Regions from separate parts of the Homo sapiens genome. Here region 1 is linked to region 2. A link is an interaction called in ENCODE POLR2A ChIA-PET data of the cell type or tissue named here. Cell type or tissue: OCI-LY7. All regions are shown on one strand.

What was found. ChIA-PET counts read pairs that join two places held together with the same protein. Peaks named below come from ENCODE experiments on the same cell type or tissue, not always from the same donor. Only the 100,000 strongest peaks of a DNase experiment are listed, where the experiment ranks them.
Region 1: POLR2A ChIA-PET joins it to region 2 with 9 read pairs; 15 of 35 experiments call an interaction of 5 or more read pairs at or near these places.

What each region holds. Positions count from the first base shown.
Region 1 is chr12:53,324,245-53,326,744 of GRCh38, reverse strand. It overlaps SP7 (Sp7 transcription factor), which reads left to right. Exons shown (of 3, transcript NM_001173467.3): 3 at 1-170. Among named protein-coding and RNA genes, the nearest start is that of AAAS, 3.9 kb to the right of the region's middle. RefSeq lists a silencer at 1,410-1,909 and an enhancer at 2,223-2,500. In OCI-LY7, CTCF peaks have their summits at 1,688 and 1,889 (motif pointing left); DNase peaks (open chromatin) are centred at 1,224, 1,824, 2,234, 2,484 and 2 weaker places; H3K4me3 peaks cover 2,241 bases; H3K27ac peaks cover 1,652 bases.
Region 2 is chr12:53,471,704-53,474,203 of GRCh38, reverse strand. It overlaps PCBP2 (poly(rC) binding protein 2), which reads right to left. Exons shown (of 15, transcript NM_031989.5): 14 at 2,397-2,500. Among named protein-coding and RNA genes, the nearest start is that of PCBP2-OT1, 8.5 kb to the right of the region's middle. In OCI-LY7, no CTCF peak of the experiment used is centred here; no DNase peak of the experiment used is centred here.

The sequences.
Region 1 (2,500 bases), 150 kb after region 2:
CCTTTCCTGTAACGTTGGATCCTCCTTTTCTGTCCCCTGCTGTCTCAAGGCCCCAAGTTAAAGGGTTAAAGCCGCTGGAGCTTGGGGAGAGAACATTGTGGAATGGAAGGGATCATGCCCTTTGTGGAGTCTTTTTTTTTTAATTTAATAAATAAAAGTTGGATTTGAAATTTTGTCCTGGTGAGAAAAGGAGAAGAGGAAGGGTGAAGCGAGGGCCAATGGTTTTTTTTCCTTAGCAAATTGGGGACTACTCATGGGCGAATATTCTATTGTGCACGTTTGCTCACCTATGCTCGCGGTAAAATAGTTTATCGGCCGGGCGTGGTGGCTCACACATGTAATCCCAGCACTTCGGGAAGCCCAGAAGGGCGGATCACCTGAGGTCAGGAGTTCGAGACCATCCTCGCTAACATGATGAAACCCTGTCTGTACTAAAAAATACAAAAATCAGCCGGGCGTGATGGCAGGTGCCTGTAATCCCAGCTGCTTGGGAGGCTGAGGCAGAAGAATCGTGGAACCTGGGAGGTGGAGGTTGCAGTGAGCTGAGATCGCGCCACTGCACTCCAGCGTGGGCTGCAGAGCGAGACTCCGTCTCAAAACAAAACACAAAACAAAATTGTTTCTCGGTCAAATCCTCCAGCGGTGTTCAGTTTTTGGGCGTGCAGTGCTTTCTGCAGAGTTGGGAAGACTCACTGGTTTCTACCCTGGCCCTTTCTGGACTGCACCAACTGACCCTGGTCAGGGCAGTGACGCGACCCGAGCGCGGGCACCGCGGTTGCAGTGCGGACTCCTGCGCGGCCCCAGTCGGGCGGTGGTGCGGCTCCCGGCGGGCAGACTGGGCCTGGCACGTAACCCGCCCCCTGCCCTGGGTCTGCAATCAGTCGTGCCCGCCACGGAGTTAGCCGAAGAACAAAAACCACTCTGTGGCAGCATCCCCGAGCCACAATAGGGCTTTGTGCGGCCCCCGCCCCCCAAGGTTACCCCGCTGGGCTGAGGGGGCTCACAGGCCGCTCCCCCCGGCCTGGGCCCGACTCCCAGCTGCGCCCCGCGTCGGACTGTCCACCGCACGGGTCGCAAGAGGGGCTGCTACGGGTGGGAGGGGGCCGGCGATCCTGGGGGGGCTCGGGTTACGAGCCCCCTCCCCACCCTGACGCCACTCCCGCCCCCGCCCAGGTGCGAAATCTCCTGCCCTCCGGCTGGGCGCGCGACTTCAAAGGCGCTTTGAAGAAATCCGAGTTCCGAAGACTTCTTTAGTGGGCTGGGGGCTGTGACGGAAGAGACCCGGGAGAGGGGGCTGGGGCAGAGGAAAGGCGGGGGGCGCCTTGGAGCTGGTCTGAGCGAGGCGGCGGCCTGGAGTGGAACCCCGGGATCCCGCCTCAACCCCGCCGGGCGGGCTCCTCCGGACCCCCCAGAGTCTGGCCCTCTCGCCTCCCGGTCTCCGCCTGTCCGGTGCCAGCTCCCGCCCGCCGCAGCCTCGCGGTCCTCCCCTCCCCAACCCTTCGGCCCCTTTCATCTTCCCTAGACTCCGCTTGGGGTTTTGCTGGTTTCTGGGAGATAAAAACCGCTTCAAATAGCGGCGGCGCGCTGCCAGGACAAACAGGGCCGGGCGGGCCATGTGCGCCTGGTTACCGGCCCCGGGTCGGGACGCCGGGCTCCAGCGGGCCCGGGAAGGGGTAGCGGGCGGAGCTCCGGGCACCCAGGCTCCGGTGACGACTCCCAAAGTAGGGGGCCCCTTTTAGAAGCGGCCTGCGCGCTCTCTCGGTTCCCGCCCAGGTCGTAGGGAGGGGCCGGCGGAGACCGCCCGCTAAGCGCTCGGAGCCCATAGGGCGTGGGTCACGGTCGCTGCGTTGCCTGGCCAGCCGCGCCCCCTGGTGAAGTTACTGGGTGAGCGCGCCGGGCCTGGACTTGGGCCTTTCTAGAACCCGCAAATGGTGAAAAGCGTTCCACAAACGTTAAATAAGCAGTATGGAGGAGGGGACAGTACTTGTGCCAGGCCAGGGCGGGGGCAGCGGGCGGAACAGCACTGTTCCTTCTCTCCAGTTCACCTTACAGGGTAAGAAGCAGGCACCTAACCGATCATTATAACCTGATGGTGAAAATCGAGGTTTCATCGAAGGATGCAAGTTGCAGGCCGGAGTGATTTTTCCTAGGGGTATCTGGGTTTGGATGGTGTTACGACTAAGGTACAAACGGAAACTATCGTGGGTCCTCAGTGCTCTCCACTAATCTGTCAGTCACCGACTTCCTCTCCCTCAAACCTGCCCACTTCCCCTTCTCAGGGAGGCTTTCCCAGCCAGGTTCCCCAAACCATCCCCAGTGTATACCTTATGTTCTTCAAGCTTTCTGTGACTTCCCAGGTGACGGTGAACTCACATAGGAAATTAAATGGGGCTATGGGAAAAGGTTAGAGCAGGGGTCGCGCCACGGCCCGTCGTGTCGGTGGCCTGTAAAGGAACCGCACAGCCGGAGACGAGCTGAGCAAGCTGAGCTCCGCCTCCTG
Region 2 (2,500 bases):
TGTTTCTGACTGATCATACTTCTAATGTGGACCTTTCAGAAGTGGAAAAGAGAAACTCAAGTATCACCTAAAAATTCATACTTAAGCGAAAATGCTGCTGCTTCCACTCCCAAAATAAGCTCCACAGAACAGTAAGGGTACATGTCTCCCAAATGCCTGTATGTGTCTAAGCCAGAACTACATATATTTGGGAAGTGTGCCTGGACAATTGAGCCCACAACGCTAAGTCTTCAAGAGCAGAAAGGCTCCTCTTAAAACCTCATTTTATTTACCTATGTCCAAGGACAGCTGCAATCCATAAAGGAAAGGGATACAGAAGTCAACTAACTATATAAAAGGACAGACTGCCACCATGAAAAATCAAGAGACAGGAGAAAATGCTCAGAATCCAGTAAAATCCTTCTTGACTTAAAAAAAATGAGAAAGGAAAAAAAAAAAAACCCTTTGACTTCTGCATTTAAACTGCACCAAGTTGAGAAAGAATAAGCTTTGTGCATGCATAATCTTTGCTTTGGTGTTAGATGAAGCTTTGAAAAGTTTTGACCCTAATCCATGGCTAAGATACCGAATTGCTATTCAGTAACAATGATCCTGAAAAGAGCCACTCTACCAAGAGAATTCTGCTTCCTTACAATGTAGCCACTGACCTATTGCAGGAGCTAGGCAAGCAGGTCACATTTAAACAGTCACAATTTAAATTACATGAAGGGCAAGCCTATCGAAAGAACAAAACAAATTCCAGCTTTCAAAAACCTGATTCTTGCCACTGAAAACTGAAAACTTCTTGCCCTCCAAAATCCTAATTACAAATAAGAAAAACAAGCTGGGCATAGTGGCTCACGCCTGTAATCCCAGCACTTTGGGAGGCCGAGGCAGGTGGATGACAAGGTCAAAAGATCGAGGCCATCCTTGCCAACATGGTGAAACCCCGTCTATACTAAAAATACAAAAATTAGCTGGACGTGGTGGCACGTGCCTGTAAGTCCCAGCTACTTGGGAGGCTGAGGCAGGAGAATCACTTGAGCCCAGGAGGCAGAGGTTGCAGTGAGCCGAGATGGAGCCACTGCACTCCAGCCTGGTGACAGAGCAAGACTCCGTCTCAAAAAAAAAAAAAAGAAAGAAAAACAATTCTTGTAATCCCAGCACTTTGGGAGGCATATCACTTGAGGTCAGGAGTTGGAGACGAGCCTGACCAACATGAAACCCTATCTCTAAAAAAGAAAAAGACCTCTTTGCAAACAACCTTGGTGCAAAAGTTTACTACTACCATTTCATTCTCAACATTAAGGACCTAGTGTGCTTGGTGGGTGGACAAGAAAACAAATCTAGGAAAGGGAAAGCTTTTCTACACAAAGAGTAGTAGCACCTCAAGATATGAAGTCTTAAGGCAAAAGTCAGACTGCTACTGGGGAAATGGTATGTTCTTAGCTAGCACTAAATAACCATAGCATATATACATGGTCAGTACAAGCACAATACAGACCACATACTTAGGAATTCCTTTCCCCTGTACTAGATTCAGGAACTCATGTAAAACTTTTATGACAAAGAGATTAAACACTTATAAGAAAGGTAAATGATAACTAGACAACATTCCCTATTAAAAGAGACCTAAGGGCCTCAAGGCTAACAATGCTTTGAAATATTAGTAAGCAATTAAGGGTGTGACTTCAGCCCATGAGTTGAGAAAGCAAGTAATATAAATGACTGTAGGATCCCATTTGACTGTGAACAGTGTCCTAAAATTGAGAGTAGTAACACTACCTAGCTATGGATAAGGGAAATAAAACCCTCAGGAAGTCATTAAGGGATGAGATTGGGGGAGGAGTGAGATAGAAAACACACTTCACACTTCCGAAACATTCCAATACCTGTGCTTCCCACATTCCCACAAGCTCTGAATAAAACACACATGCAGTGTGAGAAAAATGGGTGTTTCCAGAATAAATGGTAATTGCTGCCTCCCAGAAACTGCCTTGCTGTCCTATTACTCCAATGTCCTTATTACAATTAAGGGTGCTTTGGACTCCAAATCAAATCAGTGAAAGAAATAGTAGTCTATATGCTATGTAGAACAAGAGAGACCCACATTTGATTTTGTGAGTGCTCTAGCCAGAGGACTCTTACTGAAGACAAGGACCACTCTTCCCTCTTACCAAACCATCAAGTTAAATGCGGGCAATCTGTGCTCCCCCCCCCACCAACCCCTTGAAAACTTACTGCAGTTTACTTTTTCTGCTACACTCTAAGAAAGTAGAGCTAGCAAAAAAAAAAAAAAACCTTTTGGCCATCTTTACCCATCGCCCATGTAATCCCATATTTAATACACTGCAGCTCTCCCCAACACACACATTACTGTGTTGGCATAAATAAGACAAAAGGTAGAGCAATCTTACCTGACATTGATTAGATATTGAGCCAGGCTAATGCTGGCAGCAGATCCAGTGATGGTAACCTGCCTATCAGTAGATCCTTCCACTGGGTTCGCAATTTTGATCTG